Regions from separate parts of the Homo sapiens genome. Here region 1 is linked to region 2. Evidence: chromatin contacts called from ENCODE Hi-C or POLR2A ChIA-PET data. All regions are on one chromosome and are shown on one strand. Each heading gives the region's core, a stretch centred on a gene start or an enhancer-like site at or near the end of the contact. The rest is flanking DNA. Distances are from core to core; before and after follow the strand shown. Region 1 has its middle 98 kb from the start of LINC02543. Region 2 overlaps JARID2 (jumonji and AT-rich interaction domain containing 2).

Region 1 (6,040 bases), core at 1,520-4,019, 490 kb before region 2:
TTTATAGACCATCCCATAAAACTTCCATACATCCAATGTATCTATACTAAATAGTCTTAGCTTACATTCTTGGTCCTCTAAGCAGAAATCAAATGCCTGATCATATCACTGGAATTTTCTAGAAGTGTTTGGAAATTAAATTCTTCCCACTGAATGGTCAGGTCATGTATCCTGATGTTCTTTTTGAAACTGCAGCTGCTGTAATCCTTTGGTATGGTGAGGAAGATGAGCAGATGAAGAAGAGGGAGAATATCTCTTTCAAAAGCCCCTGGCAAATTTTTGTTTGCTCGGTTTTTTTGTTTGTTTGTTTTGTTTTGTTTTGTTTTTAAGACAGAATCTTGCTCTGTCACCCAGGCTGGAATGCAGTAGTGTGATTTTGGCTCACTGCAGCCTCCACCTCCTAGGTTCAAGAGATTCTCATGCCTCAGCCTCCCAAGTAGCTGGGACCACAGGAATATGCCACCACACCTGGCTAATTTTTGTAATTTTAGTAGAGACGAGGTTTTGCCATGTTGGCCAGGCGGGTCTTGAACTTCTGACCTCAAGTGATCTGCCTGCCTCCATCTCCCAAAGTGGTAGGATTACAGGTGTGAGCCACTGCACCTGGCCGTTTTTTTGAGAAAGGGTCTTACTCTGTGGCCCAGGCTGGAGGCAGTAGTGTGATCAAGGCTCACTACACAGTTGACTTCCTGGGCTCAAGCAATCCTCCCACCTCAGCCTCCCCAGTAGCTGGAATTCAGGCGCATACCACCATGCATGGCTAATTTTTTGACTTTTTGTAGAGATAGGGTCTCTCTATGTTGCCCAGGCTGGTCTCGAACTCCTGGGCTTAAGTGATCCTCCTGCCTCAACTTCCCAAAGTGCTGGGATTATAGGCATGAGCCACTGCACTCAGCCTCCATGGCAAATTTTTTAAAAGATAAAGGATCTTCTCCTGCCCTATCTTCTATATCCTTCTCCTACTTCCTAGTAAAAATAATATAACAATTAATGATGATAAGAGCACTAGTAATAATAAGAGTGATGATGATAGCTAACATTTACAGTTTCAAAGGTGTCAGGCACCATGCTAAATGCTTTACAGATATCTTCTCATTTAACCCTGCCAACAATGTAAGGAAATCAATACTATGATTATCCCCATTTCACAGGTTAAGTAACTGAGGCCAAAGATCACACAGCTGGAGTTCAACTTCAGCAGTCAGCTCAGGGGCTCACACCCTTAAGCAGTATCCCTTGCCTTTTGCATTCTTCTCATCGTGGTGAATCTCTTAAAACATTTTGACAGAAAAGCATTAAACACAGTCTACAGGAGAAACTAGGAGAGGCCAGGAACAGTGAAGACTCACAGAGAAGCAAACTCAGCTGCAGGTAGAGGTGAGATGTGGCAGTTCCACACACAGGGCAATGACCTTGAGAGTGGTAGACTCCATGAGAGTACAGGGACAGAAAATGGCGACTCTCAGAATAAGCTATTTCCAGACATTCAGAAAAGCAGGAAGAAGCAGAGACCTCTGTCAGCAGGCAGGAAAGGTCAGCCCCTGGACAAATATTCAGGGATCAGTTCCTAAGTGTGTGGGGAGCCCCCTGGAAACCAGTTGCTAGCAATGGTCCTCTTACTGGGAAGGGGTCCCGATCCCTAGATCCCAAGAAAGGGCTCTTGGATCTCGTGCAAGAAAGAATTCAGGGTGAGTCCATAGGGTAAAGTGAATGCAAGTTGATTAAGAAAGTAAAGGAATAAAAGAATGGCTACTCCATAGACAGAGCGGCCCCAAGGGTTGCTAGCGGGCTATTTTTATGGTTATTTTCTTGAGTATATGCTACTTAAGGGATAGATTATTCGTGAGTTTTCCTGGAATGGGGCAGGGGTTTCTCCTGGAACCGAGGGTTCTTCCAGCTAACTTTTGTATTTTTAGTAGAGACGGGAGTTTTGCGATATTGACCAAGCTAGTCTTGAACTCCTGATCTCAAGTGACCCTTCCACCTTGGCCTCCCAAAGTGCTGGGATTACAGGCATGAGCCACTGCGCTGGGCTGGTTACTCCCCTTCTTAGACCATATAGGGTAACTCCCAGACATTGCCATGGCATTTGTAAACTGTTATAGTACTGATGGGTGTGTCTTTTATCATGTTAATACATTATAATTAGCCTATAATGAGCAGTGAGGATGACCAGAGGTCACTTTTGTTGCCACCTTGGTTTTGGTGGGTTTTGGCTGGCTTCTTGACCACATCCTGTTTTATCAGTGGGGTCTTTATAACCTGTATCTTATGCTGACCTCCTATCTCATCCTGTGAATAAGCCTAACCTCCTAGGAATGCAACCTAGCAGGTCTCATCCTCATTTTACCTAGCCCCTATTCAAGATGAAGTTGTTCTGGTTCGAATGCCTCTGACAGTCCCAGTGGCCAAGCCAGGCCACAGCGAGTGTGGATTATACTGAGCCTCCTGGTTCTTGAACTAGAGTACTTGCATACCCCTTTGAATGTAGGCTAATTAGTGCTTCCCAAACTTCTCCAATTATAAGACTCCCCTGGCTTTGGTGAATTCACTGACTCTCAGGACCTACTGCAAACCTCTGGATGAGAATTACCAAAAGTGCAGCCTGGGAATCTGGGTTTGGCAAGCACCCAGGTGATTCCCACAGTCAAGGAGGTTTGGAAAGCACTGAGGAGGTTATTCAGAGCCTGTGGGGCCATATCTGTAAGTAGCAGTTAAGATGGCTTAGCTGTGAGGAGAGGAGGGAAGTGAGAGCAGAACTAGACAGGAAATCACAAACGCCGTCCGGTGATCTTAGGGTCACTGAGTGTCCCGGTTTGCCTGGTACTGAGGGCATTCCTAGGATACAAGACTTTCAGTTTTAAAACTGGGACAGTTCCAGGCAAACCCTGTTTCTGTTACGAAACTACATGCATTATCACCATAAGCCTCACGTGACCCCAGAAGTTCTAAAACTTTCCTTTCCCAGCAGAATCTAGCTTCTGTGGGCATTAGAAGGAAAACATTGCTGCAAAAAGTATTGCATATTAAATTGTGTATGACTGATAGCTTCACTGGTCTCCCAGAGGTATTCACATTTTTTGAAAAGAGGGACTATAATTTGTTTTGCCTCCTGCATTTCCTTTGCAGCTGAAATTACTTTTCAGAATATCTTCAAGAATCAGCAATAAAACTCATAGCTGCATTTTAGAAAAGTGACACAAGTACCTAATTCGTCATTTCTTTTAAGTTTGCTAGAGAAAAAAAATTCTACTTCTCTCTCAAAACTGTGATTTCAACTGAGCAAACTTAGACATGAGTTATCACTATCCTTTTAAAGCAATTTTAATTTCCATTTGATGGCCTTTTCTTATATTCAGTTACTGTAGCTTTAAGAAAGAAATCTTTCCACACATTATCTGAAGTCATTTTCTTGGGGCTTGCTAGAACAAATTAGAAAAGCACGATGGATAATTAAACTAAATATTGTGTGTAGAGTTAATCCAAATTCCAGAGCAGTAAGCTTTACTGAAAAATAATTACAATAAAATATAAACACAGAAGTGATGGGGTGATCCAAACTTTCAACTTGACATTTGCTAGGGAGTTTGCCTCACAGTAGGGGATGAAGTCATCTCAGACCTGACTTTCCCCAAAGCCACAAAGTCCACACTTGGGTTGGGAAGATAAGTTGACTGGGAAGAAACCTTGACCCTGAGGCCCAAGTCTAGTTAGAAGAGAGACAAGAGTCTTCTTCTCTCTATTGCTGTAGCTTAGTGCAGGATTAAGAGAGGAAAGCAGCCATGGAAGGGAGACGGTTACATCAGAGGCCTTTGAACCAGAGTGACTCCATCTTGAATAGGGGCTGGGTAAAATGAGGCTGAGACCTACTGGGCTGCATTCCCAGGAGGTTAGGCATTCTAAGTCACAGGATGAGATAGGAGGTCAGCTCAAGGTACAGATCATAAAGACCTTGCTGAGAAAACAGCATGCAGTGAAGAAGCCAGCCAAATCTCACCAAAACCAAGACAGCAATAAAAGTGACCTCTGGTCGTCCTCAGTGCTCATTATTCACTGATTATGATACATTAGCATGCTAAAAGACACTCTCACCAGTGCCATAACGGTTTACAGGTGTCATGGCAACATCCGGAAGTTACCCTATATGGTCTAAAACAGGGAGGAACCCTCAGTTCCAGGAATTGACCACTCCTTTCCCAGAAAACTCATGAATAATCTGCCCCTTGTTTAACATATAATCAAGAAATGACTATAAATGTCCTTAGACAAGCAGCCAGTGCTGCTGCTCTGCCTATGGAGTAGCTCTTCTTTATTCCTTTACTTTCCTAATCAACTTGTTTTCACTTCACTCCATGAACTCGCCCCAAATTCTTTCTTGTACAAGAACCAAGAACCCTCTCTTGGGGTCTGGATCAAGACCCCTTTCCGATAAGTTACAGCCTAATGGGTTATGTGTACAGACTCTACCTTAGAGCTGCCTAGGTTCAAATCCCAGCTCTGCCAGACCTCAGCTGTGTAACCTTGGGTATTACTCAGCTTCTCTTTGCCCAGGGTGAAACAGTAATAGCACCTACCTTACAAGGTTGCTGTGAGGATAATTCATGAGCTAATATAGACAAAGCACTTAGAATAGTGCCTCCCACTTAATCAGTGCTATGTAAGTGTTTATGTGGGGGCCATAGGCTCTTGGCCCTCTAAAGATTCACTAAAAAAAGTCACTGACATGAGGCAGGTTGATTAATAGCAGAAAAGGTATACAATTTAGCATGTCTATACAGGAACTTTCAGAATGAAGATCCAACCCAACAATACAGAAGCTTTTATACTATCTGGAGATTAAAGAAAGAATGACGACTCAGTGCCTGCCCCCAAACAGGTTTTGGTGGCAGGACAGTTTAAGGGCCAGAGAAAGAAATAGGCTTGGTCAGCAGAGCTGGCATTATTATGTAGATAAAGGCTCCCTCAAAGGTACATGTTTCTTTTTAGACTTTTAAAGGTGTAAGACTCTGAATCTCTCCTAGAGCCTGGTTGTGTTAATGGAGATTCTCTACAGATGCAGATTTTACCCCATAAAAGACAGCTTTGCAAGGCCATTTCGCTTTGCCAGCTCTGCAGCAGCCATTTCAAAATATGTTAAAGAAATATATTTTGGGGTAAAATATTTTGATTTCCTTTACTTACATGAAAGAATGATAGAAATCTTCACATCTGTCTTCAGCATATTGGTTAATTTTTTTTTTTTTTTTTTGAGACGGAGTTTCGCTCTTGTTGCCCAGGCTGGAGTGCAATGGCGTGATCTCGGCTCACTGCAGCCTCCACCTCCCGGGTACAAGCAATTCTCCTGCTTTAGCTTCCTGAGTAGCTGGGATTACAGGCACGCGCCACCGCGCCCATCCAATTTTGTATTTTTAGTAGAGACGGGGTTTCCCCTTGTTGGTCAGGCTGGTCTCGAATTCCCAACCTCAGGTGATCCACCCACCCTGGCCTCCCAAAGTGCTGGGATTACAAGCATGAGCCACCATGCCCAGCCTGGTTAATTTTTAATTTTTAAAAGTTGCTCTGCAGCAGAAGCTGCTCAACAGGACAAATGCAGTCTGTGCAGTTGCTTTCTGGGTACCCAAGGTGTGTATGGTGGTGGTGGTGGTGGTGTCTGAACTAATTGCCAAAATTTTAAAATAGGGAAATATGTAAAAATACAGGTTTCCATCTGTTTTTGAAAAATAGAAAGATCTGGTCATGCTAGGCTCACATTCTGCCTAGTTACTATCGGCTGGAGCTGAGTGGAGCTGGCTATTAAATAAAATATGTGCTCCCTGATTTGTCATGGTCTCTACAGAGCCTGCTTTACTGTAGGCAACTGAATTCGTAATACTTAATTTTGAGTTAGCGATCAGCAAATCATAGCCTATGGGCCAAACCCAGCCCACTGTCTGATTTTATAACTAAAGTTTTCTTGAAATAGGGTACTCATTCATTTACATATTGCCTATGGCTGTTTTCAACTACATGGCAAAGTTGAGTGGTTACAACAGAAATCATG
Region 2 (6,854 bases), core at 798-3,297:
TTTTACTGGCCCTTACGAAGGCGCAAGACTGACTTTATTCTGCACGTGATCAACTTTTTCAATGTGAGTACTTCCATTCTGTATATATCAGCCCAGAAAACATTTACATTTATTAATAGTCAGACAGCCTACATGGTTAAATAAACCTGGGCTTTTTCTTTATCTAACCCCCCCGCTGGCGACCAATCTCCACTGTACTGGCTACCACATTTCATTTTGAATGTTTTAAGCCCAATCATACAGCCTGCCCAATCCAGGAGGGCCAGGTCAGCAAGATGGAATATGACGCCACAGGGCAACAGAGCCATTATTATAACATTAGCCAAGCTAATGTACTGCCTTTTCTCTCCCCTAACAAAGCCCTGCCACCAATTGTTAAAATTATTATTTTTAGTCAACGAGAAATAATGAAATGGCATCCCCTCCTTCACACACTCAAACCGTTTTTATTTTTCCAACCCCCTCCCCCACCCCGACCAACACAAACCTTTGTTGGGGAGAGGAGGTTAAACAGAGGAAATTGAATGAATGGCCCAAAGAGTCAGTCTATCCCATTAGCATTTGTTCTCCTCTATTAATATTCAGTAGGTTGAACTTAAATTAAACCATGTCTATTGTCTTTCACAAAAGCAATAAATATGAGCTGAAAATTGTAAATCATTGCAGTAAAGGCAGCTTGGTTACTGTGCCTGCAACCTCAGCTAGTCACCATCAGCTGACGGGAGAAGTGCGTCTGGGATCCAAGACCATTTAGCCACAAGGCAGTGTCCATTTGTGCAGCCGAGAACTCTAAAGAAATTGAACACAACAGAACCCTGCCATCAGCAGCTCTGCACATTCAGGAGCTTTTCACCGCATCTCCCAAATTAGCAAGAAATGAAAAGACCGCACAAAACAATACAACAAAACAGGCTTCTGAGTCTGGAACAGCAGCATCAAAATGGAATAGGAATTCCTGTTGTTCTTGGTAACTGGAGACACTAGTGTATGGCTATCTCCCTCTTGCCTTATATGATGGGCGTTGGGAAAATTGAAACACAAATTAGGCCAAAGATTCCTTTAGCTGAAGGAACTTCTAAAGCAACCAATGAGAACGACAGATTTCAGAACACAAATGTATGGACAGAAGACAACTCTTTTCTAATATCTGGAAAAAAAAAGGGACTAGAGCATGTAGTCTGTATCATTTTATGATGTTTTAGACACAAAGAAGTTTTACCAGTCCTCTCTCATTAGCTACACATACATGACAATAGAAAACTAAAGGAAAAGCCAATGGCTCTATTCCACAAAAGCAGTGCCCCAAAACAAGGGTTAAAAAGAAAGGAAAAACAAGGAGGGCTTTGAGGCTGTTCCAGGGCTTCTAAAACATCTGGAGCACACCAAAGTCATTAGCATATTAGGGTGACTCAATGTATTTAGCTTTGTTGTAGAAAAGATGCACAAAAGGTAATTCTGTATTATAGAGCCAATGCCGTCTGTCACCCTGTCACTGTGAGACAAGGTTATCACATTACATATCAAACAGTCAAGCATCCAAAGACAGCTTTCATTTTCAGCAGCAATTTCTGTGTGTGTGTGTGTGTGTGTGTGTGTGTGTGTGTGTGTGTGTGTGTGTGTGTGCACTTTAAGATGATAGAAAAATTATAAAAGCAGCCCCCATGGCTGAGGTAGGGCCCTCTCTGAGGTCATCAGAATGCATGGTTTGCTGCCATTGATAGTGAAAAATAAATGTTATGTTCACTCAAGTTTTGCAAAGAGAAAAAAAAATGAATTGCTTTTTAAGCAGGGTAGGCATTCCGATGCCAGGGCAGATTTGGCTTTGGGCCTGCTTGGCATGGTCAATATGAACATGGAGTTTGCCCATCACTGTACACATGCAGGTCAGCATGTGAAGCTTCCAATGGAGCACAGAGCTCCAGGGAGAGGGGCGAGCAGGGCACAGGGTCTGCAGAGCACAGCCCAGGCTTGTCCACTGACTTGCTCACCAGATCAACACACTGGTGTGACTGAGAACAAATGCCAAGTCATGAGGCAGGATGTCGGTGGCACACTTGTGGTCAACGAGGCACAAATGAAAGTGGTTTCATACCTCGGCTTATGGAAAATAATTATCCCTTTCCCTTATGAGACCAGCCCCTGAGCCGACTAGGGCTCCCCTTTGTCTACTGTCAAATCAGCTATGGAGATTTCCCATTCCGGTCAAGAAAAGACAATCCAAAAACACCCCCACCCATCACTACTTAAAACAGTCCCAAGATTTGGAGGCAGGAATGGGGAGGATGAATAGGTGGACGCGGGGGACATATTTTTGTTATATTTAACCCCTGCAAAAACAGATGTAAATACTGATTTGTAAATCAACAATCTCACAAGAGCTCTCTCACCACCACCAGAATCCGCCCCCACGACACACCTTCAACAATCTACACCTCTTTTGCATGCACAATTTTTTGAGAAAGCGTTAGATACTAAGACCTGACACAGTGTTCATTATTAACATGGAAAAGTTGGGTCACTGGGTAGATAAGGAAAATGTCTGACTCTATCCTTTTTTTCCTATTTCAGAAACAAGTAAATGACTCTTTGAGAAAGATAGGACCCTGGGCCCCAGAAGGCAATAAACGCCTTGAGCTACAAAGGAACAAACCCAGCAGATATCTCCTATTTCCTCAGAGGAAGAGGTAAGCAGAACACTGCTACTACTAGAATGGGCCCCATTCTGGCTCTCTAGACCCCAAATGAGTAAGAACCACCAAAAGACAAAAGATCTCCCCTTCGTACATCCTAACCAACAATCCCAGGGGGACAGAAAACACTGCTCACTGAAAGGCTCCAACAAAAATAAATAAAAATAGACAACAAGGCTGACAGTTTAACTTTATTCAACACAAAACCTCTCACAAAAACAAAGAGCCGTGATCTTCATGAAAGATTTCCCAAACAGACCAGAAGCTATTTAAACTCTGATGATCACCACTGTGAACATAAATGTACTGCTCATTTTGGCACAACTCCCTGTTACTTCTTTGGGGCAAGGGCTCATCCTCCCCACTCTCTTCCCCTCTTCACTCCTTCTTCATCCTTAATATGACCTTTATAACAATCAGAACAAGTACAGTACCTAGAATAATAATAATGACTGAATTATAAACACCCACGATGCTCTACAATCGGCAGTTCTAGTTTTGTGTCCAATCCCATGACTACTCTATCCCAGGCCGTAACTGCTCTGGGTCCACACTTCATTTCAACACCCTTTTAATTTTACACTGACAACCCAGTCAAACACACACCCACCAGACAACCCAGTTATAAATACGCACCAAAATATAAATCCCTGGAATCCCCTAGGATATGCAACTCGAGCTTCTATCAGCTCATGAAAAGAATTCCACACCACAGAGGGCCCAGAACTGACCACCTCCAAGGTCAAAAGCCGCCTACAGAAGAAAACTGACTCAAGGCGACAGTGGGCTTAGGCTGATGTGTAACCATGAGCGGCAGAACAATGGCATCACTGCAGAGCAAGGGAACTCAGTCACATGAAGGAGACGGAAACACAAGGGCATTTTTTTTTGAGATTTTTTCTAAGACAGATAAATGGGCCCAACATGTGGAAAGTCTTGTGTTCAGATAAACTAACAGGCCCAAATTTGATTTCTCATCTCACAGAATTTGCACTTCTCAAAGGGAGATGTCCATGAACACAGCATGTTCACAGATAGCTAATGATATTCTTCTACCTTCAAGTAATTACAAGTGTGTATGTACTTAGGTCTCTAAAGCTTCCTATCATCTTTACCCCACAAATGTAAGGTACCAAAAGAAACCAGGTATCCAATTTGAGCCAGGCTCTCCAAAGATAAGCAAAGCTGCTGCTTTAACTCGATCGACAAGTGCCATAAAGTTATCGGTTTGTGTACTAATCTGTAATGATAAATGGGCAAAGCTCCACAAACTTTGTGTCCTGACTGACACCATAATTTGTAGATAAATAAACAGCCACACCCTTTGCCCTGAAACCTCTCTGGGCTGCCTTCATTCCCTAGGATAAAAGGAATCTCTTGGAAGTTCTAAGTTCTGTTTTCTTTGTAGCATGACTAGGAGGGACAGTAGTTCCCCTGTTTCCTTATTACCTCACTCACATATCAAGAAATCAACTGCCCTCCTACTTTTCAAATGAATATATTCAGAGAGGATTAAGTAGTCCATTCAAAGTAAAAAAAAAAAAAAAAAAAAAACTGCTGACAACAAATAACTTCAGAAAGGCCTACTGCCTCCCAGAGCAGCATTCTTTCCACTACTGAAATATAATGAATGGAAGCAGTACAGAAAGCAGCACTATAGGAATGTGGCCATGGAATCTGCTAAGATTTGAGGCACCAAACATTGAAGGTTCCTGAAATTCATCTGTGTTTACAGACAGTAATACAGACATGAATTAATGCACGAAATTCGGGAGAAGAATCAAGAGCACTCGAAGTTTAAAGGTCTCAATCCAGAACCACTTCAGGTCTCAGGATCTATTTGCATGCCTCAGTTTCCTCCATCTTTCAAGGAAAGATGATGGAGGAAGAAAAAGAAAGGATTAATGGAAATGAAAGCAAACATGCTGTTTATGAAGGAAACCAGAGCTATGGTGAGGATGAACTAATTAACTTTAATCAAACATTTATTTTTAAATGCTGGGAAATGATCAGATAAATTGGTAATAAAATAAAAGGGACCAGCTATAGCTGGATGGCATTCAGTCTCCAGAGAAATGTCTAAAGTCATACAAGCCTGATTGAAACTGCAGCTTTGGCCAAAATGGTCAACAGAGCTTAATGCTTTAAGAGCGACATTAATTCTCTCTTGTAAATTTCCACAGTGCCTTTGCAGGAGCCACCATTGCCCCTAGGGAGGATATCAAAGCTAAAAGAATATTAATATTAAGCAAATTGCAACACTTTTTACATAGTCTCTCATATATATATATATATATAGCACCTTGCCATCCACAATGGATTTAATCAGGACCCCAGCAGGGAAACCCACAAAGGCCTATTTCTCCAACAAAAGCCATACCAGCCTGAAACAAATCTAGAGCTATTTGGTTTGTCTTTTATTTATAGGAACAGACCTTCTATCCCAGGTTCCTCAAGATAAGCCACCAAAAACTGCACCTGACAGACCCGTGGAGCAGCCATCCTCAGAGCCGGATCATTGCAGAGAGACAGAGAGGAAGAAGGACAGAGGGAGGGAGGGAGGAAGAGCGCAGTGAGGCAGGCTCCGGAGCACTTGTCAACAATCCTCCCCTGTACGTAATAAGCAAGCGGCAGTGCAGATTCCGCGCGGCAATAGGACGGCCAGAACAGCAATGGGGCCGAGGGGGAGGGGAGGCAGCCAGGAGAGAAGGTTATTTATGTGCAAGGGAGGGAATCGAACACCAAAGAGGAGGGGTCTCCGGCTGGCTCCCCCCACCCTGATAAATTAAAATGAGAAAAAGGAAAAGAGTCACTAGCTTTTCATCCTGCCATTTCCCCAACCTGCAATGCAGACAAATCCGAAGTATAGAATTTCTGACATATGGGGGGAGGGGGACATTCACAGTTTAATTGTGCACACTTTTGTGTCCCCAGCCGGTCAGATGCCCCCACCCCATTGCCAAGCACACCCCACCCCCACAGACAGCGGACTCCAGGGCGCAGTTTCAATGGCATCCCTTTTTAATATCATAATCTGTGTCATTCAGCACTTGCCTTTTATTTATTTTTATTTGTTTTTTTGGCTGGGAAACCTGGGCAGCTCTCCAGACAGACTGCAGAAATCTCTTTCCACATGCTCCTCCTCCAGCCCGCCCTCCCCCTTACTCTGATTCCAGCTTCCACGGAGCCTCATTACTTATGAAGTGACCGCATGGGCCACCGCTGCCCCCACCAACAACAGAGGGGCACCCCTCCCCCTGCCCTGCGCAGGCCCCTCCCCGAGGCACATAAATTGATCTAATCTAATCAAACAGAAGCTGTTTTCTCTCATTGTTTCTTGAGGATCTTTCACAGAACTGGCTCTGTGGTCTGGCAGCTGCTGGGAGGGGTGAAAAAGGCAGGAGTCCAACTGAGGGCTGGCCAGCTCCCTGGCCTCAGACAACTGGAGTACACATCTCCTTTCATATGTTATAGCTTTTTGATTTTTAAAGTCAATTTTCTTGAAGCCTTTCTTTGAACTTCAACCAGCAATGATAATGTCCAAAACACATGCTCTCAACACTACCACATGCTTCTCTTCATGCCCTTCCAATGGGAGGAAGATGGTGGCCAAGTCCACATGGCACTGGAAGTTTTCCTCAGATGCATCCAGAGGAAATGGAAACATGCCTTACTAATACTTTCAGTTTCTTCTTTCCTAGTTGTGGAACCATCTAACGAGGACCTTCTGGGTTCTAATACTTCACACACAGTAACTTATTTATACCTCACAAAAACCCTGAAGGTAGATGTCAACTTTGCTCAGGAGTGAAGTCACCCAGGCTAGCGGGTATTCTCTCCACAATGGCCAACTCTTGTTTCCTAAATAATTAAAGCTCATGAACATGCCACAACTTCTTACATCAAAAATATATAAACATAAATATATATATACATGTACATAAACACACACACACACACAGACATCACGAAGGTAGATGATGGTCCTCCTTAGTGTCTAGTTGATATCCACCACTTTAAAATCATAATTATACATAGGGCCTCAGAGATACTCTACTACAATTCCCCCACTTCATAGATGATGAAACTGTGGCTAAAAACAAGTTTGTCTCTTAGCAAAGGTCACAGAGGTAGCTCCTATGTCTCAACAGACAGGAGGCTATC

Evidence for each region. Hi-C counts contacts between places; a loop is a spot of excess contacts on that map. ChIA-PET counts read pairs that join two places held with the same protein, here RNA polymerase II (POLR2A). Pooled maps may share reads with other maps.
Region 1: a loop to region 2 is called in a map of HepG2, with 17 times the contacts of the local background. The contact joins two enhancer-like sites. A Hi-C loop is called at or near these places in 1 of 168 maps with a recorded cell type or tissue (HepG2), 1 of 37 single-sample maps with no recorded cell type and 1 of 50 pooled maps. POLR2A ChIA-PET finds 5 or more read pairs at or near these places in 1 of 52 experiments (OCI-LY7).

The regions. Positions count from the first base shown.
Region 1 is chr6:15,894,034-15,900,073 of GRCh38, reverse strand. No RefSeq gene overlaps it. Among named protein-coding and RNA genes, the nearest start is that of LINC02543, 98 kb to the left of the region's middle. RefSeq lists enhancers at 2,806-2,855, 3,522-3,816. Within about 2 kb of position 2,769, at least 11 of the 41 ENCODE cell types and tissues checked have a DNase peak (open chromatin) inside an H3K27ac peak, as active enhancers do.
Region 2 is chr6:15,399,289-15,406,142 of GRCh38, reverse strand. All of the region lies in intron 2 of JARID2 (jumonji and AT-rich interaction domain containing 2), which reads right to left. Among named protein-coding and RNA genes, the nearest start is that of DTNBP1-AS1, 140 kb to the left of the region's middle. RefSeq lists enhancers at 1,091-1,781, 1,851-2,145, 3,005-3,505. Within about 2 kb of position 2,047, at least 6 of the 41 ENCODE cell types and tissues checked have a DNase peak (open chromatin) inside an H3K27ac peak, as active enhancers do.